Regions from separate parts of the Homo sapiens genome. Here all the other regions are linked to region 2. A link is an interaction called in ENCODE POLR2A ChIA-PET data of the cell type or tissue named here. Cell type or tissue: GM12878. All regions are shown on one strand. Links, peaks and the distances in the headings refer to the core of each region. The heading gives the core; the rest is flanking DNA.

Region 1 (10,631 bases), core at 3,584-8,583, 200 kb before region 2:
ATATTTTTGTAATCCCACTGATAAGGTAGTAATAAGCATGGCAACTCTCCCAAGTGCTATCTCTTTTATATTAATAACTGATTTTGTAAAAATAAGATCAAATCACCAAAAACTGCAGGCCAATTTCCAGGCATGTCAACATACTGCCTGCCCTGAACTCCAGAGCACAGTGCAGCACTGAGCATATCCTTCTTGGGTTCTTTTTTCCCATTTGCTCTCATTAAAGTGTTGACAAATACGCACCTGTCAGAAAATCTTCAGCATATTTTTTCACTCTGGAAGGAGCCCAATGAATGACGTTAGCAGGACTAATAAATTTCTCTTTCCCTTTCTTGAAATTTACCAACGTACCATACCAACACAATGAAATTTTTCTGACTCAAGGAAAGCAAAAGAGACCCCAGGAATATTTAAAGAATTTCTCAACCACAGATATAGACATGTACAAAACCCATATCCTGACTTGAGAAAACAAACATGTATCCAAAGGAGATTTCAAATCCTTGGCAAAAATAGCCTATGAAAAAAGCAATTTTTGGCTCATTGGGGACATTTACATTTTGGGCCTTTTACAACTGGTTCTCTCCTTCACTGCTAACATCACAAAAACAATATATTCATATTTTTAACTGATAGTTTTAAATGGAATACATAGTGATAAAACTGGGGAACACAGCAAATGCAAACATTAGTGACAAAGAAAAGTCTCTTTCAAGATCAATAATTTCAAGGATTTTAGAACAGTGGTGCTAAAGAGCATCTCTTGCATATCACAACTCTCAAGAGAACATTAGGAAAATATGATAAAACCTATGGAATCTTCACTGCTATAAATGACAGCACTTCTAAATATTTGAAAATGATATCTTAGCATGCCACACATGATTCAATCTAAAATGGATATTTGAAGTCCCACTGGATTCATCCCCCTTTGCAATCATTTAGTGACCCACGCCCACCTAGGAGTTTGCCAGCACTGCCCTAGAGTCTAATATCCATTCAAGGGGCTGGGGGAAGGGGGGTGGTTCACACCCATAATTCCAGTACTTTGGGAAGCCAAGGTGGGAGGATGGCTTGAAGCCAGGAGTTTGAAACCAGCCTATGCAACATGGTGAGACTCCGTCTCCATAAAAAATTTTTAAAAATTATATAAAAACAAAAAAAGTCCATCAAGGGATTCACTTTAAATAAGTGAAGTCAAGAAACATTTGGGACAAGTGCTTATTATGTGCAGTGTTCATCACTGCTGCTACAAAGATAAATTATACAGAGAATCCCTGCCCCAAGCTAACAGGATACCTTGGGTGCATCAAAGGTCTAACCTTTATAGGGTGCACAGAGGAAAACACACAAGCCATGGGAGACATAAGAAAATGACATGTAGCGTTGCATTCATTTTACCAGTGGGAAATAAAGAACCAATAAGGTCAATGACAAAATGAATAGAGAATTATCTATTATAAAAAGAAAGAGGCCAGGTTCAGTGGCTCATGCCTGTAATTCTAGCACTTTGGGAGGCAGAACTGGGATCACTTGAAGCCAAGAGTTCAATACTGGCATGAACAACATAGTAAGACCCCATTTCTCTTTTTTTTTTGAGACAGGGTTTCACTCGTCACCCAGGCTGGAGTGCAATAGCATGATTGTAGCTCACTGCAGCCTTGATCTCCCAGGCTCAAGCTATCCTCCCACCTCAGCCTCCCAAATAGCGGGGCTACAAGTGGGTGCTACCATGCCTGGCTAACTTTTTTCTCTAAAGCAGAGACAAGGTTTTGCTAGGTTGCGCAGGCTGGTCTCAAACTCCTAAGCTCAAGCAATCCTCCTGCCTCAGCCTCCCAACAGGCTGGGATAATAAGAGCCTGGCCAAAAGACGCCACCTCTACAAAAAATAAAAGAATTAGTCAGGCATGGTGGCATGCTCCTGTACTCCTAGTTACTTGGGAAGCTAAGGCAAGAGGGTCACTTGAGCCCAAGAGTTTAAGGTTACAGTGAGCCATGATCGTGCCACTGTGCTCCAGTCTAGGTGACTGAGTGAGACCCTGTCTCAAATAAATAAGTAATTTTAAAGAGAAATGAGATCTAATTTCTGGATATTATACCATTTGCTAAACCAAAATTCCTACATTTTAAAACAAGTCATATACCAAAACCTTTTAGGATTACACTCTGGCCTCTGAATCAACAATACCCTAAGAAGAACTGCCAAGACTAGAATTCTGTCCATAGTATGTGGTCAGCTCTGCAGTGGTCTTTCTCATTCTTGAGGCAGTCCAGGTTCTGGATGCTTCGAGCTTTGCTATGAAGATAAACCCAACTCTAGAATGTGATGGCTGGGCCAGTCCCAGTCAATCTACATCTACGTAAGACACTTGTTTAGAAAGCTCCCTTTTTCTTAACTCCTTGTCTACTATGTCAAAAGCCAAGACTCAGCAGAGGACAAGAGACAGTTGTTTATACAGGTGCCACTTTCTAAAGGGTCCTCACAGAAGCAAACCTCTCCCCACAGAGCTGGACTCAGATCACAGGCCTAATGACACCATGGGGGGTGTCAGTAGGGGTGGGGGGATCCTGCACCAAAGAGAGAAGCAGGGTCCTGGGATGAGGGGGATGGGAACCAAAACAAAATTGAATGAGCATAGACTCTACTTTGCCAGGCTTCCACATCTGGGGGTAGGATGCTATGCACTAGGTAACATGAAACATACTAAAATAAAAGCATACGTGGAAACGTAAAGATTGAACCCAGAATTGCTTATTTAAGTCCTCAAGTTTTTTTTTTTTTTCCTAAAAGGAAACCACATTCCTTCACTAACCCTCCTTCATCCCCACCCCCACTGCCTGACCCCAAGTAATAGCCGTTTCTGTCCAGAGTTTAAATGACCTCTGCCCTTCCACCCACTTTATCTTCTATAGGAATTTCATTCATCCTTTTGTTGCCCACTGGAACACATTGTGCCCTCATTTTCCCTCTCACTTTTAATCATATGCCTAAAGAAAGTCTTGTAATAGGCAAAGGAAGCAGCAATGGGTAGGGGAGAAAAGATGAAAATTAAGTCCTACTGTGATAAAATTATACTTCTTTTTAGTAGGACAGACACAAATGTTTCTTAAAAATATGAGTGTATGTGTATGATATAATAATAAATAATTGTTTTCATTCCTAATTACTAAATTAAGAACATATAATCTAAAAGGCAATTAGTCATCTTAGTTATACCAATTTCACTCTGTCTTAGTGCCCCAAGGAGAAGAGGAGATGACACACACTGAGTTTTGAATCAGGCATCAAACATCTAGTCTGAAGCTGCATCAGGCTTGGCATCAAACATCTAGTCTGAAGCTGCATCAGGCTTGCCTTATCTCTCTGCCTCCTTCATTCAGGTCCAGCTCCTGGAAAGCTACCCAACATTCATTTCAAGTCCTTTGTAATTCAAGGGAAAGCCAAGAAGTAGGAGTGGGCCTACGCAGAAACCCCTGGGCATGAATAAAGATTTGAGAACTTTTCTCAAGATAGTTACTGTGACTAAAAAAATAAGCAAGGGACTGAAAAAAAGAAAAAAAAGAAAAGAAAGAAAATGAGACAAAAGATGAAAAACACACCAAACAAAATAAAAAATGAGGCAGTAGGACAGGGCGTGGTGGCTCACGCCTGTAATCCCAGCACTTTGGGAGGCTGAGGAAGGTGATCACTTGAGGTCAGAAGTTCGAGACCAGCCTGGCCAACATGGTGAAACCCCATCTCTACTAAAAATACAAAAATCAGCCAGACACGGTGGCACGCACCTGTGATCCCAGCTACTCAGGAGGATGAGGCAGGAGAATCGCTTGAACCCAGGAGGCGGAGGTTGCAGTGAGCTGAGATCATGCCACTGCACTCCAGCCTGAGTGACAGAACAAGACCCTGTCCGAAAAAAAAAAAAAAATGAGGCAGCAAGTTATAGAAAAAGAGTGTCCTTTCAGCCAACTTGTCCTTCAGTTCTCAGATAAGGATCCACTTCATCCGGGATGCTTTCCCTGATGCCAAGTCAGTTTAAGGTATCGTCCCCCGGGAACTCTCCTACTACATTCCTCATCCTACAGCACCTATCCTCGTGGGCTGTAATTAAATAGTTAACAGTCCACCTTCCCTACTGGAATAACAGAGTGAGGACAGGGACCATATCTTGCTTGTAATTGCAGTATTTTCAGTATCAACATTAGCTCATGGTGAGAGTCAGTAAGCACTATTAGAAAAGTAAACAATATAAGTTCAAACCCTGGTCCCACCATTAACTCACACTGTGACATAAATATACTCAAGTTTGCTTATCTGTAAAATGAAGATAAGAAGATAGATAACACTGTAATGTACCGGAAAGTGTTGGTGCAATTCATGCCATGCAATAAATGTTAACTGCTTTTTCTTCATGCCCTTTCTTTTATTTTTGGAGACAGGGTCTCACTCTGTTGCCCAGGCTGGAGTGCAATGACACAATCACGGCTCACTGCAGCCTTGACCTCTCAGGCTCAAGCGATCCTCTCTCCCTAGTCACCCAAGTAGCTGGGACTACAGGCACGCATCACCACACCCAGTTAATTTTTGTATTTGTGTTTTTTTGTAGAGATGGGGTTCGCCATGTTGCCCAGGCTGGTCTCAAACTCCTGAGCTCAAGCAATATGCCTGTCTTGGCCTCCCAAAATGGTGGCACCACAGGCATGAGGCACCATGCCTGGACTCTACACGCCATTTTATTAGTTCTCAAACCTCTATTCTGATAGGTCCTTTCCTGCCTTCCTCTCTCACTAATGCATCTCCTCCTCAACTCCATCTGGAGTCTTTCTGCTATTTTACCCTTCTCTCCTCTTGCCCTTCCCTCCTACTCTCCTTTCAATATTCATTTCCCTTACATATTTGCATCATCTTATAATGAAGAATTATTTGCATTTGAAAACTGAACTTTACCTTCTAATTCACATGAAGACAAAACACCTTATATGACTACTTGGCTCATACTCCAGATATGCTTTAACCTATGATTATTTGTAGAATGATTGAAAAATCTGAGTAAATGCTAATTCTATAAATTACAGTGAAACATTATGCAGATTTTAATCTATCACTTCCAAAAGTGGTGTAAGCCTCTTTTAAAATTAAATAAAACCCTACTAAAATAGAATTACATTTATGTAAATTATGTATGCAAAATATTTTCTTTTCATAATAACATGTTAAATTAAGTTTAGCCTAAAGTGGCCTCCTTACATATTTTAGGTTCTGCCTAAAAGTGTCTCCATGCATAGTCGACTGTGACCTGACTGGATGTGTAAAAAGACTGTAAACTACCCTTGTGTCAATCACTGAGTTTCAGCCAATTAAAGGCTGTTCCAATATCATATTCAAATAAGGTTCAAAACATCAAGCTATAATGAAGACAGTTGTTTCTGTACCTCAGTTCCATTTTCTGTACATCACTTTCCTCTCTCTGTCCACAAACCTTCAACCATGCACAGAGCCGGAGTCTCTCTCAACCTATTCTGGCTCAGGGACTTCCCGATTTGCAAATTGTTCTTTACACAATTTAGCTTGTCTAAGGTTTCACTTTTAACACATGCATAATTTAGCATAATTATTACTTAATTTTTGTGATGCAGCTTTAATGCTCTCAAAAAACCTCACTTCCTCAAAACATATTTATTTTTATAGAACAATGCAAATAAGGACAAAAGACAAAACACTTATATCCTTAAACCCAAAATCCCATAAAATATCTCTACTGACCTTTGGTGAGCAGGATTTAGTATTATGACCCATTCTCCAAAGAAGAAACTAGCCGGGCACGGTGTTGAGCACGGTGGCTCATGCCTGTAATCCCAGCACTTTGGGAGGCCAAGGCGGGCAGATCATGAGTTCAGGAGATCGAGACCATCCTGGCTAACACAGTGAAACCCTGTCTCTACTAAAAATATAAAGAATTAGCTGGGCGTGGTGGCAGACGCCTGTAGCCCCAGCTACTTGGGAGGCTGAGGCAGGAGAATGGCATGAACCCGGGAGGCGGAGCTTGTAGTGAGCTGAGATTGGGCCACTGTACTCCAGCCTGGGCAACAGAGCGAGACTCCGTCTCAAAAAAAAAAAAAAAAAAAGAAGAAGAAACTAAATCAAAGAACGCCAAGCTACCACCTCTCCCTGGAGAACTGAGAATAAGCAGGTTATCGCAATAGCACTTGTCTACTATGAATAAGGGACGAGTCTAAACTGTACTTAGTACAATTCAAATGAAGGCCTGCGTGCTTCTAGAGCATTTTTCATAATTAAAAGGGGGGAAGTGTTATGAACAATTAAAGCCTAGATACAGATGTGTGAATGTATGTGTGTGGTTTATGGATGAAAATATTCTCAAGTTTTATTTCAGTATATGTCAGAGAATCTGTCAGATGCCAATCAAACTGGCACATCACACTGACTCCATCCCAAGTCACCATCTGGATAACTGCACTCCTGACACCATCTCTTGGAGAGGGGGCTTTTCAATGTAATGAAAATATCAGAAAAATTGCAAAAGTCACTGTTACATGTTTTTTCCCAAATGTAACTAATCATTTCACCTGCCATTCCATTACTTAGTTTTTTGTTAATAATGTTGGAAGTAATAAAGGTTTCTATAAGATCTTGTTTTCTAATTTTTTTTTCTTTTCTTTTCTTTTTTTTTTTTTTTTTTTTTTTTGAGACAGAGTTTTGCTCTTATTGCCCAGGCTGGAGTGCAATGGCACGATATCAGCTCACTGCAACCCCCGCCTCCCGGGTTCAAGCGATTCTCCTGCCTCAGCCTCCCAAGTAGCTGGGATTACAAGCATGTGCCACCATGCCCAGCTGATTTTGTATTTTTAGTAGAGACAGGGTTTCTCCATGTTGGTCAGGCTGGTCTTAATCTCCCGACCTCAGGTGATCTGCCTGCCTCAGCCTCCCAAAATGCCAGGATTACAGGCGTGAGCCACCGCGCCTGGACTATTTTCTAATTTCTAAAAGATTCTCTGAAATATTTAATCAATTACAAAGAAAAAGTAAAACTTTCTGGCTTGATACAAGAGAATGACACAATAATCCCAGGACTTTTTAATATTTAAGCAAGTATCTATATGTTTTTTCCCTTTTCATAATTTCCTTCCATTTTTTTCCCTTTTAAAAAGACTCTTTTACAGCAGTTTTAGGTTCACAGCAAAACTGAGCAGGAAGTACAGAGAGTTCCCATATACTCCTAAACACAGACAAGCACAGCCTCTCCTACAATCAATATCCCTAACCAAAGGGGTACATTTCTTACAATCAGTGAACCTACATTGACAAGCATCATCAACCTAAGTCCACAGTTTATATCAGGGTTCCCTCTTGGTGTTCTATGCCATGGTTTTGGAAAAATGTTTAATCACATGTATCCACCATTACAGAACCATACAGCATAATTTCAGTGTTCAAAAAAATCCTGCGTGCTCAACTTACTCATTCTCCCTGCCCCTTAACTTCTGGCAACCACTGATCTTTTTACTGTCTCATAGTTTTGCTTTTTCCAGAATGTAATATAGTTCAAAGGACATTTTGGTTGCTTCCAAGTTTTGGCAGTTATGAGTAAAGCTGTTATAAATATCCATGTGCAGGTTTTTGTAAAGACATAAGTTTTCGACTAACTTAGGCAAACACCAAGCAATGCACTAGATCATATAGTAAGAGTATGTTTCGTTTTGTAAGAGACTGCCAAATTGTCTTCCAAAGTGACTGTACCATTCTGCATTTCCACCTGCAATGAATGAGAATTCCTGTTGATCCACATTCTCACCAGCATTTAGTGTTGTCAGTGTTCTGGATTTCTGTCATTCTAATAGGTACCTGGTGGTAGCTCACTTTAATCTGCATTCCCTAATGACATGTGTGTGAAGCATCTTTTCATATGCCATATGTATATCTACTTTGGTGAAGTGTCTGTTCAGGTCTTTTGCCCATTTTTCAATCCAATGGTTCATTTTCTTACTATTGAGTTTTAACAGTTCTTTGTACATTGTACATTTTAGCTAACAGTCTTTTATCAGATATATCTTTCACAAATATTTTCTCCTAGTCTGTAACTTGCCTCATATTCTCTTGACAGTGTCTTTTGCAGAGCAGAGTTTTTAACTTTAATGAATTTCAGCTTATCGAATGTTTCTTTCATATACTGTGCCTTTAGAATGCATCTAAAATGTCACCACCAAATCTAAGTTCATCCAGATTTTCTCTTCTTGGAGTTTCATAGTTTTGTGTTTTACATTTAGATCTGTGGTCCATTTTGAATTAATTTTTGTGAAGAGTATAACGTCTGTTTCTAGATTCATTGTTTGCATTTGAATGTCCAGTTACTCCAGCAGCCATTTGTTGAAAACACTGTCTTTTCTCCATTCTATTATTTTTGCTCCTTTGACAAAAGGTCACTTGACTATATTTATGTGAGTCTATTTCTGGGCTCTCTAATCTAGTTCATTAATCTGGTTTGTCTTTCTTTCACCAACACCACACTGGCTTGATTGCTGTAGCTTTACAGTAAGTCTTGAAGTTGGATGGTGTGAGTCCTCTTTGTTTTTCTCCTTCAATATTGTGTAGGCTATTATGGGGCTTTTGCCTCTTCATATAAACTTCAGAATCAGTTTGTCAATATACACTGATATAGTTTGGATGTCTGTCCCCTCCAAATCTCATGTTGAAATGTAATCCTCAATGTTGGAGGTGGGGCCTCGAGGGAAGTGTTTGGGTCATGGGGGCGCACCTCTTATGAGTAGCTTGGTACTGTCCTTGCAATAATGAGTGAGCTCTCACGAGATCTGGCTGTTTAAAAGTGTGTGGCACCTCCTCCCTCACTCTCTTGCTTCTGCTCTTGCCATGTGAGGTACCTGCTCCCACTTCATTGTCTGCCATGAGTAAAAGCTCCCTGAGGCCTCACCAGAAGCCAGGCAGATGCCGGCACCATGCTTCCAGTACAGCCTGCAGGACTGTGAGCCAATTAAACCTTTTTTTCTTTATAAATTACCCAGCCTCAGATATTCCTTTATAGTGATGCAAAAATGGACTAAAACATCCACAAAACAACTTGTTTGGATTTTGATTGGGATTGTGTTGAATCTATAGATCAAGTTGGGAAAAAAACTGACATCTTGACAATATTGAGCCTTCCTATCCATGAATGTGGATTATCTCTCATTTGTTTTTTATTTCTTTCATCGGATTTTTGTAGTTTTCCTTGCACAGATATTGCATGTTTTGTTAGCTTTATAGCTATAAGTATATAGGTCCATATATATGTGTATATATATATAAGTATTCATTCTTTTAGGTGCTAATGTAAATGGCAATGTGTTTTTAACTTCTAGTTTCATTTGTTGATGCCATATAGAAAAGTGATTGGCTTTTGTGTATTAACCTTGTATCCTTCAACCTTGCTAATTGACTAATAAGGACTAAAAAAACTTTCAGGAGTTTTGTTGTCAATTCTTTTGGATTTTCTACGTATATTATCATGTCCTCTGTAAACAGACATTTTTATTTCTTCCTTCCCAATCTTTATACCTTTTCTTTTCTTTGTCTTATAACATTAGCTAGGACTTCCTGTATAATGTTGAAAAAAAGTGGTGAGAGGGGACATCCTTGTCTTGTTCCTTACCTTAATGAGAAAGCTTCTCTTTTCTCCATTAAGTATGTTGTTATCTGTAGGATTTGGGGTAAATTTTTTTTCTTATCAAGTTGAGGTAGTCCCCTCTATTGCTAGTTTACTGCCAGTTTTTATCAAGAATGGGTGTTGAATTTGGTCAAATTCTGCATCTACTGGTATGACCATATAGTTTTTCTTCTTTAGTTTGTTGCTGTGATGGATTACATTAATTGATTTTTCAATACTGAACCAGCCTTGCATACTTAGGATAAATTCCATTTGGTCATTGTGTATAATTCTTTTATACATTGTTGCATTTGATTTGACAATATTTTGGTAAGACTTATACACCTATGTTCATGACAGATATTGCAGTTCCTTTTCTTGTAATGTCTTTATCTGGTTTTGGTATTAGGTTAATGCTGGCCTCATACAGTAAGTTACAAAGTATTCCCTCTGCATCTATCTTCTGAAAGAGACTGTAGAGAGTTGGTATAATTTCTTCCTTCAGTGTTTGGTAGAATTCATCACATCTGGGCCTGGGGATTTGTTTTGGAAGGCTATTAATTACTGATTAAATCTCTTTAATAAATATAGACCTATACAGATTGTCTCTTCACTTCCCTTAGTTTTGTTTATTATTGAAGTTTCATTATATTTCTCTCAGAAACATCAAATTCACAGATTTATTATCTATAAATATGTGGGATACTAATTTGTTTTCTAATAGTCAAGTAATGTATTTTTTGTTTTTTTTTTCGTTTGCTTGTTTGTAACTTCCTGTGTGTGTGAAGCGTGAAGGGTCTCACTTCATCGCACAGGCTGGGGTGCAGTGGTGCAATCATGGCTCACTGCAGCCTCAACCTCCTGAGCTCAAACAATCCTGCTGCCTCAACCCCCCAAGCGGCTGGGACCACTGGCACACACCACCATGCCTGGTTAATTTTTGTATTTTTTGTAGAGACAAGGTTTTGTCCTGTTGCC
Region 2 (10,631 bases), core at 1,175-6,174:
GATAAGAACTCTTCACCAGATGGGAGCCTGTGAGGAAAACACAATGTTTAGCATATTAATGAAAACTTATATACTTGGCCAATTTTATTGGTACAATCTGTTTTTGAGAATAATGAAAAAGATTTCCATTATTTGAACATAATTTAAATGTTCTCACACTCAAGGGAAAAATCGTTATGAACTACAAGTTGGTAAAAGTACACTGCTTGTTAAATCACTTAGTGATGGTACTGGAAGTATTTCTTTTGCTGAATTTCCCACTGTCTGTAGAATTCACACTTTCCTTGTTTATTATTTTAATGGTTTGGACCATGTATATTATAAACTAGCAATATGTACCAGAAATGGTTTCCTTAGGTACCTGCTAATCAATAAACAGCACATATGCATTATATAATTAAATTTGGGGTTACTACATAAAATAATGCAATATTTTTTAGGCTGAGATAAATTCTGGCCCTGGTAAAATAAACTCAATTCTAGTTTACTCCTTTTGTTAACCAAAATAAATTTCAAGTGGTCATGTAATTTGACAACTTACCTCCTGGAACAGGTTTATACCAACCCACTAATCTGACAGCTATCAACTGGATAAGCCCTTCATGTTCACAGTACTCCTTGATAGACTAGTAAGTCCCCCCACCTACTCCCCCATGGCTTTGGAGGCTTTTTTCCCTATAGATTTATTTATTCTCATTTTTCCTTTTCATATTTTAAACAATACAAATGATTTTTTTTATTTCAATAGTTTTTGAGGTAAAGGTGATTTTTGGTTACATGGATACGTTCTTCAGTGGTGATTTCTGATATTGGTGCACGCAACACCCGAGCAGTGTACACTGTACCCAACGTGCAGTCTTTTATCCCTCATCTACCTCTCACCCTTCCCCCCTTGAGTCGCCGAAGTCCATTACATCACTCTTATGCCTTTGGGTCTTCACAGCTTAGCTCCCACTTATCAATGAGAACATACGCTATTTGGTTTTCTATTTCTGAGTTACTTCACTTAGAATAATGGCCTCCAGCTCCATCCAAGTTGCTGCAAAAGACATTATTTCATTCCTTTTTATGGCTGAGTAGTCTTCCAAGGTACGTATATTCCACGTTTTCTTTATTCACTCGTTGGTTGATGGGCAGTTAGGTCGTTTCCATATCTTTGCAATTGCAAATTGTGCTGCTATAAACATGGGTGTGTGTGTGTCTTTTTCATATAATGACTTCTTTTCCTTTGGGTAGATACCCAGTGGTGGGATTGCTGGATCGAATGGTAGTTCTACCTTTAGCTCTTTAAGGAAACTCCATACTGTGTTCCATAGTGGTTGTACTAATTTACATTCCCACTAGCAGTGTAAAAGTGTTCCCTTTTCACCACATCCAAGCCAACATCTATTGTTTTACTTATTGTTTTTCTTTTTTTTGAGACAGAGTCTTGCTCTGTCCCCAGGCTGGAGTGCAGTGGCGCGATCTCGGCTCACTGCAAGCTCCGCCTCCCGGGTTCACGCCATTCTCTTGCCTCAGCCTCCTGAGTAGCTGGGACTACAGGCGCCCTACACCACGCCCAGCTAATTTTTTGTATTTTTAGTAGAGACGGGGTTTCACCATGTTAGCCAGGATGGTCTCGATCTCCTGACCTCATGATCTGCCCGTCTTGGCCTCCCAAAGTGCTGGGATTACAGGCGTGAGCCACCGCGCCCGGCCACTTACCTGTTTTTGGACTTCTTAATTATGGCCATTCTTGGCCGGGTGCAGTGGCTCACTCACACCTGCAATCCCAGCACTTTGGGAGGCCGAGGCAGATGGATCACTTGAGGTCAGGAGTTTGAGACTACCCTGGCTAACATGGTGAAACTCTGTCTCTATTAAAAACACAAAAATCTGCCAGTGTGGTGGCATGCGCCTGTAATCCCAGCTACTTGGGAGGCTGAGGCAGGAGAATTGCTTAAACCTAGGAGGCGGAGGTTGTAGTGAGCCGAGATCACACCACTGCACTCCAGCCTGGGCGACAGAGCGAGACTTTGTCTCAAAAAATAAAGAAAAGAAAAGAAAAAATTACGGCCGTTCTTGCAGGTGTAAGGTGGTATCTCATTGTGGCTTTAATATGCATTTCCCTGATGATTAGTGATGTTGAGCAGTTTTTCATATGTTTCTTGTTTATATTCTTTTCAGAAATGTCTATTAATGCCCTTTGCTCACTTTTTGATGGGATTGTTTTTTTCTTATTTGTTTGAGTTCCTGGTAGATTCTGAATAGTAGACTGGTAAGTTTGAAACAGGTTATTCATCTTTGGTCAAGAGAATTTTATAAAAGAACACTTTCAGTTCTATAATTCTGATTCTACTATTTCTATGTTGTTTAAACAATATTCTATAGTTTTAATATCCACAAAAAGAACTCTTTCTGAAAATAACAGCTCATCTATAACACACTGGCTGAGATCTTCATGTACAGTATTTTTTTTTTCAAGATTGTTACATGATAATTTACACATCTAGCATTTGGTACCATTATAAGTTCAAACAGGAGTACCAAATTTTAGGAAACCTTAAAATGTTTCCTTCAGTTTTTATTGCTGGTTAGTTCTATTTTTTTTCAAAGATGTAGAGAAACATATAACATAGTGAATGAATTCAGTATTACTTGCATTAACAGAACTTCAACTAAAAAATTCTACTCATAGTAATTCTAATACACTCTTTGAGCTCCAGTATTTTTCATATAAAATCAGGAAGTAGTAGTATTCTAGTTACACTACCAAATGTCTTATGATGGACACATTCTTTTAGCCTCTGTTTACTGCAATTAAATGCTGCTGCTGCTCTCTAAGAATAACCACTGTGAATATCTGCTTACTTCAACCGATACATCAGGCTCAAAATGGATTTAAAACATTAATTTAAAACTTAGGAACACTTCCCAAAGACAAAAATTACGGACATTATCTAATAATGGAATACTTTAACAAATCAAAAGACATCTAAGGTACATGTGCTATTTATGTGAATTATACATTCATCATTTTTTGCCACTTTGCATTTGCTTTAACAAGAAATTCTCAAGTTTTCATAAAGCAGATCATTTTTTTGTCCCACTCCCTATCCACAGAACACATCTGGTCTCTCTCCATCCCTTATTCACTATCCCCTAAAGTGAAGAAACACGAGCTGACTGAAGGCAAATTTGCAAGAGGGCACTGACAGTAAAGTGTGTGTCCTTCCTGTTCTCTTTCTCAGATCTGCCTGCCACAGAGTGTGTGCGTGCGTATCCTGTTTCCCTTCTGTTGCCTTGTGGTGAGCACAAATAGCTCAGGCCTACGCCTGCTTTCTAGGGACAAGATAGGTCTCACTCTCAGTCTTCCTGCTACTGGAGCTTGATGGATATAAAGCTCTTATTGTGGGTTAAGAAAGTTTGTTCTTCAGATTCCAAGGACTAGTCACAGGAGGAAAATATTGAGAGGCATGATTTTAAGCCAAACCTAAGGCCACATTTTCCAGTAGAGCTTTATCAAAAATAAAACTGATATTATGATCTTTATCTGACTCTATTTTTTTTTTTTTTTTAGTCTCAGTGGTCATGACTGACTGACTTATATTTTATTTTTGAGATGGTGTCTCGCTCTTGCTGCCCAGGCTGGAGTGCAATGATGCAATCTCGGCTCACTGCAGCCTCTGCCTCCTGGGTTCAAGCGACTTTCGGGCCTCAGCCTCCAGAGTAGCTGGGATTACAGGCATGTGCCGCCACACCTGGCTAATTTTGTATTTTTAGTAGAGATGGGGTTTCACCATGTTGGCCAGGCTGGTCTCAAACTCCTGACCTCAGGTGTTCCACCTGCCTCGGCCTCCCACAGTGCTGAGATTACAGGCGTGAGTCACTGCACACCGCCATGACTGACTTTTATGTCATTTTAACTGGCTGCAAATGAAGTGGAGTTAGCAGGTAATTCTCTATCTCAACCTACTTCAGATTTCATGGGATTATAAATTAATCAAATCTTGAAAATGTTACTATTTTTAAAAATTCCATTGGAAAAATATATTGATAATTTCCCTTTATAAAATCACAACAAATGCAAAGTTTTGATTTGAATCTTTACAAACCTATGTTGGCCTACAGACCATTCACTGCATTATGAAGGCATGTATCCCAGCCAGGAGTAACCTCTGAGGAATACCTTCATACCTGACTAGCAGGCTCCAGATAAGGAGGAGAAATGGGGCTCATGTACACAAACTTTCTTCACTAGCCTTGCTTCAATTTTTCCAATTATTTATGATCATGTATTTTATCATTTATATTCTCCAATTAGAATGGCTCCATGAGCAGAGGATTTTTGTCTGTTTTCCTCACTACTGTTAACTCTAGCATTTAGAGTGGTACCTGGCACATAGCAGATATTTAATAAATATTTGTTGACTAAATGAATCTGCCTTACAATAGCTTGACTCAGAGTGAGAATTTGTGGGCAACTCCACAAATTCATCCTGTATCCACTTGTGAGGACAACCAAACAGGCTTAACCAGTTTGTACTTTTAAAGAAACAGTTGTTCTTTAGAGAAGAATACAAGACTGTATCACTGGCTTTAAACTGCTTATCACCTGTCCTACCTTTGTTTCTTCTGAAGGTGGAACAGTGTTTCCCTAGACTGATTTCTACTTTTAAAAGCCTCCTTGTAAAAGGCTTTTAATCAAAACCCATCACTGATGAATTCTCCCTAACAGGACAAAGAAAAGGAAAGCTTTATGGTAGAGAATGAACTTTAAACCATGCTTCACCATTATCTTCTACTATTGGACTTCTTTGGCCTGCCTATACCTTTATCAAAACAAAGCTAGATTTGGTAAGGTACAAAGCAACCACATGTAAAAAGTCCCTAACTGATGAATACATTCTATCCACTGATAGAATTTATTGGGCATTAACCATGTATTAGATGCTGAGGATATAATGGTGATTGAAAATAGATCCAGTCTTTGCCTTATGATACTTTTAGGGAAGAAAAATATCCTGACTCTGGGAATTCTGAACATAGAAAAGTTATCACCACAAGACTAGAGAACAGTTGTGGCAACAGAAAGGAGAAAGGCTTATCTACGTTTCAGGAGCCATAGGTCTCTGCTGGAATAAGACTGAGAGGGGTGGTGGGGGGAGGGAGGGAGGAAGAGAGAGGAAGAAAGAGAGGGAAAGAGGGAGGCAAGGAGAGAGGCAAGGGAGATTGAGATTGAATGTCTCTTTGATGGAGTTCACTTAATGAACAAATATAAGGACCCAAACTTTTCAGACTGTTCTGATTTGTGGGCTATAAACTCTACCTTCTGTTCACTTAACATCATAGGTGTGTGGTGTTAATTTAGTTTATGTCACTTTTTTTTTAAAGCAACTCTTTACTCCTTCAAACTATAGTTATTAATATTTAAATAGTACAGCTAATTTTTTTTTTTTTTGAGACAGGGTCACGCTCTGTCATCCAGGCTGGAGCGTGACGGCATGAACACGGCTTACTGCAGCCTTGACTTCCTGGGCTCAAGCGATCCTCCCATCTCTGCCTCCGAAGCAGCTGGGACTAGAGGTGGGTGTGTGCCACCATGCTTGGCTAATTTTAAAATGTTTTTGTAGAGGTGGGGGCTAACTATGTTGCTCAGGCTGCTCTCAAACTCCTGGGTTCAAGTGATCCTCCTGCCTCGGCCTCCCAAATACACCTAAATTTTATGCCACATTCCTCTACAACAAATTCCAAAGTTTTCCAGGCAAGTTTTCATATAAGATGGCAATGCAGGAAGTACTTCACCACAGGCAACAGTTATTTTATGAATAAATAAGTGATAAAGTACAAATTTAAATGACCTTTAATCAGTCTTTGTCTCTGTGTGAGAAACTAGATCAGTCACCTCATGTCACTAATACGTCCTTCAAAATCTATACTGATCCACCATGTACTTCACCTCTCTGCATTGTAATTTCCTCATCCGTAAAATGGAGACAACAGTATTAATGGCCAGGTGCGATGGCTCACGCCTGTAATCCTAGAACTTTGGGAAGCCGAGGTGGGCAGATCGCTTGAGGTCAGGAGTTCAAGATGAGCCTGGGCTACACGGTGAAACTCCGTCTCCACTAAAAATACAAAAATTAGCTGGGCATGGTGGTGGGTGCCTGTAATCCCAGCTGCTTGGGAGGCTGAGGCAGAAGAATCACCTGAACCCAGAGGGCAGAGGTTGCAGTGAGCCAAGATTGTGCCACTGCACTGCAGCCTGGGTGACAGGGTGAGACTCAGTCTGAACAAAAACAGTATTTGTCACATAGGGTCACTGTGAGAAGTAACTATATGTCAAGCAGCTAGAACAGTATATAGAATACTATTCATACTATTAGCCAGCTACTATTACACTAATAATTAGTATACTTTTATTAGATGGTAGTTCATAGCTACTTCCCAAGACAAAAAATATTAATAATTGTGAACAATGCAAGGCTGTTTTCTGATCTAGAATCTATTTGCTTAAATTTTAATGAGTTACAGTCATACATCCTACTAGTAACAACAGAAAGGTCAGTATAATCTGTATTACTCTGATAATATGGTCTTAAATTTGGTACTTCTTTTTTATTACCACCAAGAAGTAAACCTCATATTAGTAATCTCTTTCCAAAATTTTATTGGTTGTTATCCAATAACCCTATATAGAAAATTAACTTGTTTAATATTTATGAATGTATTTGACAAAGTGTTCATAATTGTAATTCATCAGAAAGGCACAGCACTCAAAATTAGACATTCCTTTGAAGCATTATTAATATTTTTAGTGGTCAAGGAGGGTTGACATATAACATACTTTAAACACTTTCCAGGCTGCAATTAGGTCAACTGTGATCTGTGGCAGTATTTCTCAAGTGGGGAATGTGGACCACCAGCAGCAGAATTACTTACGGTGTGTGCCAAAAATGCATATTCCTGACCTCTGCTCCAGATATATTAAAACAAATACCTTTAGCTGTGAGGTGTAAGAATCTGTATTTTAGACAAACATTCTTCACGGTACCCACATTAAAATTCTAGAGTTAAGGCTATATGGTTTAAAACAAACTGATCATTAATCAATGGTGAATGAACAAAATGGTGAATGAACAAAAAAGTTTTCATGAAGAAGTTCTAGTTTTGATTAAAAATTGCTCTGTAACCTACTTTAACAAAAATAGCTGGCCACCTAACCAAACTAGAGTCTGAGTTACAGTCATTTTCCATTATAGGTTATCAATTGTATCACCGCCTCATTGGATTTCAAAGTTATCAACCAACAACATAGAGCACTGCATGGCATGCCTTTGCAGTGCCATCCACTGAATAATCTATTAAAAGCTATATTGCAAAATGTGACTCTTTCAAAGACAAACAGCTAATTCATTTGGTAATCTAGAATCTGTCCTTATGTAAACAAAAGCATGAGAAAACAACAATTTTAGACTATTTAATTTTGACCTTTCACAAACTAACCTTCAGTGATCTCCAAGTGTGATACCTCATTTTAGTAAGTCACTTTATAGCTACCTTATAAAATCATCTACTGTATTTACAGTAGAAGTAGTACTGAAGTTATCATAGGTTACAGAATTTATTGGCTGTTACAGAAAACTCCAGTAGAGAAATCCCTTACAGAGGGAAGAAGCAAGGAAAGCATTTATTCCCCTGAACAATTTATATATTTCTCTCCTCTGGGGAATATGGCATAGTTTATAATTCTCTTTTCATTTTGACTATCATTTAAACAAATCTTATACTCAATATTAATAACTATGTAAAATAGTTGCTAATGGCTTGATTTGTAATGCATATTCTCTAGTACAATCTATATATTTGGATGTGATCAATTCTTCTGGTCTGAAGCAGGGTATAAACAAATATGTAGTATAAAAGGAAGGGCAGTCTTCTGGAATAACTGCTTATTCCAGGCCTATCCCTGCTGATGAATGGTGGCAATCAAAGCATTACTCTGACTGCCAGTCTTACAGTGATCAACTAAGCCACTAACTACTATCTGTATGGATGCTTAAACATGTAATTCAGTTTACTGTCATTACATCTTAGTTTCTGCAAAAAGAGCCCTTTAAAGTACATTAAAGGAATGCCTTAGTATCATGATCCAGAGCATATTCCCAGAATTCTAGGGCTCTAAACACGTGGCTAAGGAACTGCTTGTGAGGTGGAGGGCGGGGTAGGAGCAAGAGGACAAGGGAGGACTTGGGCCACAAGAACAGCTCCACTTTTATCTCTTTAAGACATTGTATTCCTTTATTCAGAAAAAAGAGAGACTTTTTCTAGAAAACGGGGAAAAGATCCCACAGATTCGAAAACTAAGGACATCTGCTTAAGGACAAGAATGACTGGAATCTTACCTCCTTCACATCTGAGTTACTAAGAACTAGTTGTAATGTCTCAAACACACTGTGCTATCTCATGTTCATGACAGTTAATTTTGCTTTAAATGTTCTCATGTCTTATCCACCATGCGAACTTTTTCAGAAATCTTTCTTTGTTCTAGGACAGACTTAATCATTTCCTCTTTAGTGGTCCCACTATCCCACATTCATCTCTCCATTACAGGAATTATCATAATGCATTACAAGTGTTTTCACTTATTTGTTCCTTCTCAAACCGTGTGGTAGATAAGATTTACAACAGCATCCTCAAGGTAAATACAAAAGTCTTCTAGAGAATTTCTTATACTACTCACCAAAGTAAACTGACAGCATAAAGATATATTAATGTACATCTTATTTAAGACAGATCTTTGGTGTACTGGTTAACAATCCTCACATTAGGTATCACAGATACATAAATGTCTAGATGTTATCAGAGGTACTCAAAGATTAAGATTAAGCACATGTGGCTGGGCATGGTGGCTCACGCCTGTAATTCCAGCACTATTGAGAGGTCAAGGTGGGAGGATTGCTTAAGCCCAGGAGTTCCAGACCAGTCTGGGCAACATAACGAGACCTTGTCTCTACAAAAAATTTAAAAATTAGCCAGATATGGTGAAGCATGCCTGTAGTCCCAGCTATTCAGGAGGCTGAGGCGGGAAGATTGCTTGAGCCCAGGAGGTTGAGGCTGCAGTGAGCCGTGATTGCACCACTGCACTCCATTCTGGGAGACAGAGCAAGACCCTGTCTCTAATATTAAAAAAAGATTAAGTGCATTCATGAATATACTTTAAATAAAATCACAGTAATAAGTGAAGCTGAAAAGCTAACAACTACTATATTAGAGTTTCCTGTATGTGCTATAGTAGCATGTCCTATAACTGTAATTTTCCAACCTGATGGCCAAGATGATGATGTCTGACATTAGTTGGGATGGCAATTACTAGAAATGGAAATGAAGCCAAGGCCCCACTTGAAAGACTATAATGAGTCACAGTTGAAAAGAACAAAGAGAAGCTCATTTCAGGCCAGGGTAACAGCAAGTGCAAACTCTACTGCAGGAAAGGGACTGGTGTATCAAAGGAAAATGTTAGAATGAGCTAGAGAAAAATGTTTTGAGGTCAGACAGAGAGGCAGTCAATGCCATATGAAACCTTGTAGACCATGGTAAAGAGTCTGAATATTAGTTAAGCAGCAGAAAGCCACTGAAGTCTTAAGCATGGCTGTGATTTGACATAATTTATAATACTAAAAAAGACTTCTGGTTTCTATTTGGACAATGGATTTCACACAGGCAGCCACAGAATTAGGAAGAGAAGTTAGGAAACAATTGGTTGATATGACTAGTAGATTGATGAAATAGATGAATAATCTGTAGGAAAGAACTAGAGTAATAAAGTTGAGTATCATCAGCATATAAATTATATTTAAAGCCTTGGGGTCAGATTACTTGGGAAGCAAATGCAAACAGAGAAGGCCCAGGACATAGCCTTAAAATATCACATTTATCTTCTGGAGACTTCCAGCTCTGGCCATGAGAGAGTAATAATGGCCAGACTTAACTTCCACAGGAAACAACTAGAAAACTGGACAAAATACATGACATTGTGTTTAGATATTAAACAATAAGCAGCACAAGACTGTGATCCCTGTGAGAAGGGAAATGAATGAAGTAAACCCTACCACTAAACTGGCTTTCTGCCTGGAGAAAATATCTGGACTTTGGGTGCAGCCTTGCTAGACTGATGAGACAAAGATCAAAGTCCAGGGAGGTAGAACTAGAAAAGAGAGATTCATTAAAATAAAACAAAAAAAACTTCAAAACTTTGCAAGGTAGTTTTCTTGAGTCTTTGATGAGCACAGGCCATGAATATGCAGAATGAAACTTCACAAAGCTAGGCCAAAACAGCTGGGGAGTTGTAAGCTGAACAATGCTCAGAGCTCATGCAGGTAGGAGATGATCAAACTGACCGGGAGGGAGGTGTTTCCTCAAGATCACCTGTGATGTACAGTGGAGGCCCTAGAGGGTCATGCCTTGGAAATAAGTTAACTAGCTCTAGAATGAAGACAACTTTACACTTGTCCTAGCAAAGCTTAAAAACAAAGTTTAAAAGTGTAAAATAGATCCACAAGTAACTTGACTAACTTAAACCCAATACTCTTTACAGGAAGATAGTAATAACAAAAAAATCAGAGACCTAGGAATATAATATTCACAAGGTC
Region 3 (10,631 bases), core at 2,373-7,372, 120 kb before region 2:
TTGGGGTGGGCAGTGTGGGGGCGGGGAAGAAGGCACGCCAGCAGCACTGTTTGCACTTTTCTCTTGCCTGTCATATGACCTCTCTCACATCACATTTTCAAATTCTAGTTCTTTCTTGGTGTGCGGCAGTTGAGCCTTTGGAGATTTCCCTGAAATTTTATCTCTTTGGGGGAGTCTTACATAAGAATCAGCTTTTAGATTTATTTCCCCTTTATACTTTGTTTTCTGTTCATTAATTTTCATCTTTATTCTCTCTTCCAAATTTATGTTTTGTTTATTTTGGTGTTCTTGTTCTAAATTTTTTAACTGGACCTTAAATATTTTTTAACTTTTTTTCCTTTTTTTTTGAGACAGAGTCTCACTCTGTCACCCAGGCTGGAGTGCAGTGGCACGATCTCGACTCACCGCAACCTCTGACTCCTGGTTCAACCATCATGCCTGGCTAATTTTTGTATTTGTTGAAGAGGCAGGGTTTCACCATACTGGCCAAGCTGGTCTCAAACTCCTGACCTCAAGTGATCTGCCTGCCTTGGCCTCCCGAAGTGCTGGGATTACAGGGGTGAGCCACTGTGCCTGGCCTAAATTTTTTCCTTAATAATAAAATATTTAAGGCTATGAATTCCCATAGGAATAATTTGAACTATGTTGTGTATATTTTGGTATGAACTTTTTCCTCATTGCTTTGTATATGGTTTGTAATTTCAGTTTTGTTTACATTTTGATAAGAGTTATTTAGAATATTGTTTCTTTCTTCTTTTTTTTTTTGAGACAGAGTCTCGCTCTGTCACCCAGGTTGGAGTACAGTGGCACAATCTCAGCTCACTGCAACCTCTGCCTCCTGGGTTCCAGCTATTCTCATGCCTCAGCCTCCCAAGTAGCTGGGACTGCAAGCACGCACCACCACACACAGCTAATTTTTTTTTTCTTTTTTTCTTTCTGTATTAGTAAAGATGGGGTTTCACTATGTTGCCCAGGCTGGTCTCAAACTCCTGGCCTCAAGTGATCCATCCACCTCAGCCTCCCAAAGTGCTGGGATAATAGGAGTGAGCCACCGCACCTGGCCTAGAATATTTTTTCTTAATTTTCAAGTAATTAGAGGGTTTTTTGAGGGGTATCCCTTTTCATTACTTACTCCTTTTATTTTCTTTTTTGGATTATAATCAGGGAATGTGGCCTATAAAATCTCTACTCCTGTATATTGACTTAGATATCCTTTGGAAACAAAAACAAGATTAACTTTTGTAAATGTTCCATTAAAACACAAAAGAAATATAGTTATGAAATGTAACATTCCATACATGTTTTAGGTCAAATTTGTTGTTTGTTTTATTCTATTCTTCTGTTTCTATTTATTTTGTCTGTTAGATATATGTGAGTCTGAAAAAGGTGTGTTAAAATCTCCTAACATAAAGATTATGCTTTATATGTTTAGCTACTACAATGATTGGTGAACATGACTTATGATTGTTATACCTCTGTTATCAATTTGCCTTTTGTCATTACATATTAATATGCATGCTGTTTGGACCGCTAATAGGACCGCTAGACTTGACTTCTTTTGATTTATATTTATCTGGTGGATCTTTTTTTTTTTTTGAGATGGAGTCTCGCTCTGTTGCCCAGGCTGGAGTGCAGTGGCACGATTTCAGCTCACTGCAACGTCTGCCTTCAAGCGATTCTCCTGCTTCAGCCTCCCAAGGAGCTGGGATTACAGGTGCCTGCACCACACCTGTATAATTTTTTTGTATTTTTAGTAGAGAAGGGGTTTCACCATGTTGGCCAGGCTGGTTTCGAACTCCTAACCTCAGGTGATCCACCCGCCTTGGCCTCCCAAAGTGCTAGGATTACAGGCGTGAGCCACCGTGCCCGGCAGTATCTTTTTACATATCCTCTGAAGTTTAACTTTTCTTTCTCACTTTGTTTAAAGTGAGTTTCTTTTGTTTGTTTGTTTGTTTGTTTGAGGCGGAGTCTCCCTCTATCACCCAGGCTGGAGTGCAATGACATGATCTGGGCTCACTGCAACCTCTGCCTCCTGGGTCCAAGTGATTCTCCTGCCTCAGCCTCCTGAGTAGCTGGGATTACAGGCATGTGCCACCACGCCCAGCTAATTTTTGTATTTTTAGTAGAGACAGGGTTTTGCCATGTTGGCCAGGCTGGTCTTGAACTCCTGATCTCCAGTGATCCGCCCGCCTCAGCCTCCCAAAATGCTACGATTACAGGTGTGAGCCACAGTGCCTGGCCTAACGTGGGTTTCTTAAGTAATATGTGTTTGGGTTTTGATTTTTAAATCACACCGTCAGTTGCCACTAGTTATTATCCTACTACTTTCTGATATTAAAGTTGTAGTTAGAAATCTAAAGCCAGTCTTAATCTTTTTCTATGTAAACAATTTGTTCTTTCTATCTAGAAGACTGTAGAACTTTGTCATTACCCTTGGAATTACAACACAGTAATGGAATCTCTAGTGTGTTCCGGTTTTCATCCCCTGTTCCTTGAAACTCAAAGAATTCTGAGGATGAAACTCTTTCTTTAGCTCTGTAAAATTTTCTTCACCTGTTTGTTTAAATATTGTCTCTCCTCCTTCGATTGCTTTACTCTTCTGAAATTCCTATTTATTTACAAGTTACAACTTCTAGATCCATCTTCTGGTTCCTTTATATTTGCTTTTTTGATGTCTGACTTTAAATGTTTGCTTTTTTGAGAGATTTCTTTCCCTTGTACTTCCAGACCTCTGTTCACTTCTCAATAGTTACCATACACTTTTTCAGTACATCTGCTATATTTTTAAACTTAAAAAATCATGTTCTTGAGTTCCAGTTTAACGCTGTAATTGAAGCTCCTCAATTGCACTAATTACTTTTTCTGTTCAAGTTGCCATGCCCTTTTTCAGCAGTTCTATTTTGCTGGCAACCGCCATTTCTGGATGCTCTGCTCACTCTTCCCCATTCTGGCTTTGTTGTTCCTTTGCCTATGTTATTCACCTGGGGCCAGGTCTTCAGCAGCAGCTATCTCTTGAGTACAGGAGGCTCCATGGTCTCTGATCCTGTAGACAGACAAGTCCTCAGCTGGAAAATGCTTATCTTATCTTCTCTGCTCCCCAGTTTCCTTAGCTACAAAGGTTAATTTTCTCTTAGTTGTAAAGATACAAAGTCTTTTTTTTTTGTTTAAATTTTAAAAATAATTGAGATGGAGTCTCGCCATGTTGCCCAGGCTGTTCTCAAACTCCTGAACTCAAGCAATCTACCCGCCTCAGCCTCCTAAAGTGCTGGGATTACAGGTGTGAGCCACCAAGCTTGGCCAAAGATACAAAGTCTTATTTCATTCGCCACTCCTTGAGGGCCAGAGAGACCAGCAAGTCCTTCTAGGTATAGTTGTGTCAGCTGTAGGCTGGGTTGCTGGGTAGAATATATTACATGGGACAGACTTACATAAAAAGAATTATTCATTATTGATCTAAAATTCAATTTTTGTTTTGTTTTGTTTTTGAGACAGGGTCTCACTCTGTCACCCAGGCTGGAGTGCTGGAGTGCAATCAGAACTCACAGCAGCCTTGACCTCTTGGGCTCAAGCAATCCCTTATCCTCAGCTCCCTGGAGTAGCTGGGATTATAGGTACGCACCACCATGCCTGGCTAATTTTTGTATTTTTTGTGGAGATGGGGTTTCCCTTTGTCGCCCAGGCTGGTGAAGTTGGAATTTAGCTGTGTGTTCTTTCTCTCTTTTGGGTAAATTTGGCTGCCCTAAGGCCAGGCGTGTTGGCTCATACCTGTAATCCCAGCAATTTGAGAGACTGAGGTGGGCGGATCACTTGAGGTCAGGAATTCAAGACCATCTTGGCCAACATTGTAAAACCCCCGTCTCTACTAAAAATACAAAAATTAGCCGGGCGTGGTGGCAGTTGCCTGTAACCCCAGCTACTTGGGAGGCTGAGGCGTGAGAATCACTTGAACCCTGGAGGCGGAGGATCAGTGAGCCCGAGATCACACCACTGAACTCCAGCCTGGGCAACAGAAAGAGACTGTCTCAAAAAAAAGAAAAAAAAATTGGTCTGCACTGATCAGCTGGGTTGTTCTCCTTCTTGTCTTTTCTCTTGTCTATGGATCCCATGGGCCAAGCTCTCTTCAGTAACCTCAGAGCTCTGACCCTTGCCTCAAGGTACCTCTCAGGCCCCAAGCTCTCTCTGGCCTGAAGGATGCTCCGGCCCAGGTCCAGTACAGGCCCTCTCTGTATTGAATCCCCACAGCACCTAAAACCCTGCATGCCCTTCCTTCTGCCTCCTAGGCTCCATTTGAGAAGGAGTTACAGTTACATGGAGCTGGGAGAGGAAAAGGAGACACAGAGGTGCACGTTAGGTAGCTGTGGTAGAATATGTGAGGAAAATGATTCTTAGAGCCAGCTAACCTATCATTTAAGTAGGAAGACGGGCAAAAATATTTCCAGACCTGAAAACCCTCAGAAATCCTCTTTCTCGAGTATTTTTATGAATAGGTAATGTGAAGATGTCCTCAAGCAAACAAGAGAGTAAAACAAGAAAGAAGAAAATGTGAGCACTAAGAAAAAGTCAATCCCGGCAGGGAGCACAGTGCGGGGCCGTTCCCGAGTATGAGCGGTGCAGCAGGCCTGGAGAGGAGCCAGGTCAACCGGAGCACACGCACAGAACTCCAGAAGGGAGGGGGCCGCAGACGAAACAGCGCACGGGAGGGAACGGAAGAACCTAAGGATGGGATCAAAGAGAGGCAATCTGAGTCCTTCCAGTCAACTTTTATTTGAGATGTGATAGGATCATTCAGGGCCGATCACATCAGGGATCCCACTCAAAATGTACCGTATTTAGGTTCATATCCCCAGGGCCAAGTTGAAATCAAACCAATCTCTGAATAACGATATAGGATATATGTAAAAGGCCAATGAATGCGATACACTCTGCTCAAATTCAGACACCTGAGGTCTCAAAATAACTCATTTCAAAACTTGGATTCCCACTTTTGTCCTGCCTCCATTCATTCTACCTAAAGAAAACCAAACTAAAAAATAGGCTTGTGGTTCCAGTCTAGCTTATAAGAAGTTGCTACTGTTTCCCACCACAAATAAAATGCAGAACAAACTGAAAAATCAACAATTCTATTCTTAGATCCATAAGAGAAGTGAAGTCACAGGGCAAACCGCTGCCCCCATAATGGAGCAACTGAGCGGAAACCCACAAGCTGAAACCTCTCAGGAACCTGTGTTGGGGAAGGGAAACCTGAATTGCAACTGATGAATTGCTGGAGGCTCAGTGTGGACAAGTTTGAGAGATATTAATAAATATTCCAGGGGACTGAGTCCCCCTCCAGGAGCTCAAACAGTTCCTCGCAGTGAATATTGGAGACGAATCCTCTCCTTCTGGCATGGGGAGGAGAAAAGGAACCATTTTGAAATACGCCAGAAAACTGTGTTCTTAACAATGCCTGCCCTCAGGAGAAACTATTTAACCAGAGCCTAACCTGCTGGGGTTTCATCAGACCCTAACTGACCCAGGGAAAATAAATGCCCAACTCCAACCCACTCTAGCCATTCAGTCCACCTGTGCAGGGTGGGAACTGAGACACATCTGTGAAGTTCACAGTCCAGAGGCACAGGCTGCCTAAAGAACAGATACCTAATTGTGAAATTATAGAACACTTCCCCACCCCAACACCATACCACCACATTACTAAAGGCTAATCGACAGCAGTTCCTTTTAACCAGTGCCTCATGTCCAGCTATCAAGAAAAAATTACAAGACATATTGAAAGGCAAAAATGTAGTTTGAAGAGACAGAGAAAGCCTGAGAACCAGCCTAAAATATGTCAGGGATGGTGGAATTATTAGGCTGGAAATTTAAAACAACTATTATTAACATGCTTAGGGCTGTAATGGATAAAGTAGACAGCATGCAAGAACAGATGGGCAATGTAAGCAGAGGGATGGAAATCCCAAGAAAGAACCAAAAATAAATGCTAGAGCTCAAAAGCAGTGTAATCAGAATGAAGAATGTGTCTGATGGCTTATTAGCAGACTGCACACAGCCGAAAAAGAATCTGTAAACTTGAAGATACCTCAGTAGAAACCTCCCAGACTAAAGAGCAAACAGAAAAAGAAGACTGAAAAAAAAAACAAAAAACCAGAACAGAATATCCGAAAAGAGTGGGACATACACAAATGGAAACACCAGAAGGAAAAGAATGAGAGAAAGGAACAGAAGAAATATTTGAATAGCAATGATTGAGAATTTCCCCCAAATTGTCTTCAGTCACCAAACCATAGATTGAAAAAGCTCAGGGAACACAAAACAAGATAAATTCCAAAAGAAAACTCTACCTAGGCATATCATTTTTAGACTAGAAAATCAGAGGTAAAGAAAAAATATCCTAAAAGAAGCCAGAGAGAAAAAACTTTGCCTATAAAGGAGCAAAGATAAGAATTATATGTGACTTCTCAGAAACCATGCAGGCAAGTAGAAAGTGGAATGAAATACTTAGCGTGGATGGAAAAAAACACCACAAACCTAGAATTCTGTGCCCTGTGAAATTATCCTTCAAAAGGTGAGGAGAAATTAAAGCTTTCTCAGACAGACAGAAATTGAGGGAAATTGTTGCCAGTATACATCCTTGGCCAGAAATGTTAAAAGAAGATCTTCAGAGAGAAGAAAAATGATACAGGTCTGAAACTACCATCTACATAAGTAAAGGAAGAGCATCAAGGAAGGAATAAGTAAGGGAAAGAAAATTTTTATTTTTCTTGTTCTTAATTATCTAACAACAGTTTGTTCAACATAATAATAGCAACAATGTATTCAATTATATATACATACAGATTCCAGAGAAATTAAAAGAATAATCAAGCAATACTTTGAATAACTCTGTGTCCACAGATTTGATAACCTAGATGAAATGGGGATAATTCCTTCAAAGATCCAGTCTGCCAAAAGTCATACAACAAGAAACAATCTTAATAGGCCTATACCTCTTGAAGAAATTGAATTAATTAATTAATAACTTTTCAAAATAGAAAGCACCAGGGCCAGATGGGTTTATGAGTGAATTCTACCAAACATTTAATAAGGAAATTATATCACTTCTCTACAAACTCTTTCAAAAGATAGAAGCAGAGGGATTACTTCTTAACTCATTTTACGAGGCCTGCATTATTCTAGTACCAAAACCAGACAAAGGTATTAGAAGAAAACTACAGACCAATATTTCTCAAGAATGTGGTTGCAAAAATCCTAAAATATTAGCAAATCAAATCCAATGTTATATTAAAAGAATTACATACCACAACCAAATCGGAGCTATCCCAGGTATGTAAGACTGATTCAACATTTGAAAATCAGTTAATGCAATCCATCACATCAACAAGCAAAGAAGAAAAATCATATGATTATATCAACAGATGCAGAAGAAACATTGGATAAGATCCAAGACCATTTCATGATAAAGACTCTCAATAAAGTAGGAAAGAGTGAAACTTCCTCAACTTGATAAAGAATATCTACAAAAGACCTACAGCTAACATCATACTAAGTGGTGAGAAACAAGAAGCTTTCCCACTAAGATCAGCAACAAGGCAAGGACATCTCCTCTCTCACTACTGCTTTTCAGCATCATAATGGAAGTCCCACCTAATGCAATAAGTCAAGAAAAGGAACTAAAAGTATACCAATTGGAAAAAAAGAAATAGAACTGTCTTTGTTCACAGATGACATGATTGTCTATGTAGAAAAAAAAATGACCAAAAAAAAAACTCTCCACAAAGCCCTGGAACTACTAAGTGATTATAGCAAGGTTGCAGAATGCAAAGTTAATGAAAAATTCAATCACTTTCCCATTTACTGACAATAAACAAGTGGAATTTCAACTAAAACAATGCAATATCATTTACTTTAGGACCCCTAAAAATGAAATACTTCGTTAGAAATCTAAAAAAATATGTTCAAGACCTATATGAGGAAGACTAGAAACCTCTGATGAAAAAAACAAGACCAACTGAATAAATGGAGAGACATTTCATGTTCATGGATAGGAGAACTCAACATTGTCAAGATGTCAGTTCTTTACAACTTGATCTATAAATTCAACATAATCCCAATCAAAATCCAAATAAGTTGTTTTGTGGATATCCAACAAACTTATTCTAAAGTTTATATGGAGAGGCAAAAGCCCCAGAATTACCAACATAATATTGAAGGAGAGCAAATTTGGAGAACTGACATTATGTAAGTTTAAGACCTACTATAAGCTACAGTAACCAAGACAGTGTGGTATTTGTGAAAGAATAAACAAATAGATCAATGGAACAGAAAAGCCCTAAAATATACACACATAAATATAGTCAAGTGATCTTTCACAAAGGAGCAATGATAATACAATGGAGAAAAGACAGGTTTTTCAACAAATGCTGCTGGAATGAGTAGACATACACATGCCAGAAAAAAAAAAAAAAAAAAAAAAACCTGGCCGGGTGCAGTGGCTCATACTTGTAACCCAGCACTTTGGGAGGCTGAGGTGGGTGGATCACAAGGTCAGGAGTTCAAGACCACCCTGACCGACATGGTGAAACCCTGTCTCTACTAAAAATACAAAAATTAGCTGGGACTGGTGTCATGCACCTGTAATCCCAGCTACTCAGGAGGCGGAGGCAAGAGAATCACTTGAACCTGGGAGGTGGAGGTTTCAGTGAGCCAAGATCATGCCACTACACTCCAGCCTAGGTGACAAAGCGAGACTCTGTCTCAAAAAAAACAAAAATGAAAACAAAAACAAACAAAAAACCTAGACACAGACCTTATACCCTTTACAAAAATTAGTTCAAACTACATCACAGAGCTAAATATAAAACACAGAAATGAGTGGCTGAATGGATTAAAAAAAAAAAAAGACCCAACAATCTGTTGCCTACAAGAAACACACTTCATATATAAAAACACTCAAAGACTGAAAATAAAGGGATGGAAAAAGATATTCCATGCAAATGTAAACCAAAGAAGAGCAGAAGAAGCTATGCTTATGTGACACAAAATAGATTTTCAAGACAAAAACTATAAAAAGAGACAAAAGTCATTACATACTGATAAAGGGGTCAATTCAGCAAAAGGATATAACAATTTTAAATATGTATACACCCAACACTGGAGCATCCAGATATATAAAAACAAATATTATTAGAGCTAAAAAGACAAATAGACCTCAATACAATAATATCTAGAGACTTCGACACCCCACTTTCAGCATTGAATAGATCATCCAGACAGAAAATCAACAAGGAAACATCTGACTTAATCTTCAGTATAGACCAAATGGACCTAATCAATATCTACAGAACACTTTATCCAATGGCTGCAGAATACACATTCTTCTCCTCAGCACACGGATCATTCTCAAGGATATGCCAGATGTTAGACCACAAAACAAGTCTTTAAAAATTAAAAAAAAAATTGGCCGGGTGCGGTGGCTCACGCCTGTAATCCCAGCACTTTGGGAGGCCGAGGCAGGTGAATCACAAGGTTAGGAGTTCGAGATCAGCCTGATCAACACAGTGAAACCCCATCTCTACTGATATAAAGTACAAAAATTAGCCAGGCATGGTGGCATATGCCTATAATCCCAGCTACTTAGGAGGCTGAGGCAGGAGAATCACTTGAACCTGGGAGGCGGAGGTTGCAGTGAGCTGAGATCGCGCCACTGCACTCCAGCCTGGGTGACAGAGCAAGACTCTGTCTCAAAAAAAAAAAAAAAAAATTTAAAAATTGAAATTATATCAAGTATCTTTTCTGACTACAATGGAATAAGACTAGAAATAAATAACAAGAGGAATTCTGGAAACTATACAAATACATGGAAATTAAACAATATGCTCCTGAATGACCAGTGAGTCAATGAAGAAATTAAGAAAGAAATTTAAAATTTTTTTGAAATAAATGATAATGGAAACACAACATGCCAAAACCTATGAGATACAGCAAAAGCAGTACTGAGAGAAAAGTTTACAACGATAAGCACCTATATCAGAAAAGTAGAAAAAAAATAAATAAACAACCTAATGGTGTATCTTGAAGAACTAGAAAAGCACAAGCAAACCAAACTCAAACTTAGTAGAAGAAAAGAAATCATAAAGATAAGAACAGAAATGCAGGAAATTGAAATGAAGAAAACAACACAAAAAATCAATGAAATGAAAAGTTGGCTTTTTAAAAAGATGAACAAAATCAACACCAACAAACTTTTTTTCAGACTAAGAAAAAAGAGAAGAAATCTAAAATTAAGTCAGAGATGAAAAAGGAGACATTACAACTGATACCACAGAAATTCAAAAGATCATTAGAGGCTACTGTGAGCAACTACATGCCAATAAATTGGAAAACCTAGAAAAAATGGATAAATTTCTAGACACTTACAAACCACATAATTAAACCATAAAAAAAATCCAAAACCTGAACAGATTAATAACAAGCAACAAGAGTGAAGCTGTAATAAAAAATCTCCCAGCAAAGAAAAGCCCTGGACCAGATGGCTTCACTGCTGAATTTTACCAAACATTTAAAAAAGAACTAATACCAATCCTACTGAAGTATTCCAGAAAATAGAGGATGAGGGAATACTTCCAAACTCATTC

Evidence for each region. ChIA-PET counts read pairs that join two places held together with the same protein. Peaks named below come from ENCODE experiments on the same cell type or tissue, not always from the same donor. Only the 100,000 strongest peaks of a DNase experiment are listed, where the experiment ranks them.
Region 1: POLR2A ChIA-PET joins it to region 2 with 12 read pairs; 1 of 35 experiments calls an interaction of 5 or more read pairs at or near these places.
Region 3: POLR2A ChIA-PET joins it to region 2 with 5 read pairs; 1 of 35 experiments calls an interaction of 5 or more read pairs at or near these places.

What each region holds. Positions count from the first base shown.
Region 1 is chr4:169,205,381-169,216,011 of GRCh38, forward strand. All of the region lies in intron 2 of SH3RF1 (SH3 domain containing ring finger 1), which reads right to left. Among named protein-coding and RNA genes, the nearest start is that of SH3RF1, 60 kb to the right of the region's middle. RefSeq lists an enhancer at 5,564-5,613. In GM12878, for the core only: no CTCF peak of the experiment used is centred there; a DNase peak (open chromatin) is centred at 5,511; H3K4me3 peaks cover 1,193 bases; H3K27ac peaks cover 1,753 bases.
Region 2 is chr4:169,407,746-169,418,376 of GRCh38, forward strand. All of the region lies in intron 31 of NEK1 (NIMA related kinase 1), which reads right to left. Among named protein-coding and RNA genes, the nearest start is that of SH3RF1, 140 kb to the left of the region's middle. RefSeq lists enhancers at 3,177-3,366, 9,386-9,465. In GM12878, for the core only: no CTCF peak of the experiment used is centred there; a DNase peak (open chromatin) is centred at 3,256; H3K4me3 peaks cover 390 bases; H3K27ac peaks cover 2,531 bases.
Region 3 is chr4:169,288,365-169,298,995 of GRCh38, forward strand. The region is part of intron 2 of LOC105377529 (a long non-coding RNA gene); the gene reads right to left. Among named protein-coding and RNA genes, the nearest start is that of SH3RF1, 23 kb to the left of the region's middle. RefSeq lists a silencer at 1,975-2,139 and enhancers at 4,965-5,034, 5,045-5,164. In GM12878, for the core only: no CTCF peak of the experiment used is centred there; DNase peaks (open chromatin) are centred at 5,157 and 5,457; H3K4me3 peaks cover 1,571 bases; H3K27ac peaks cover 1,968 bases.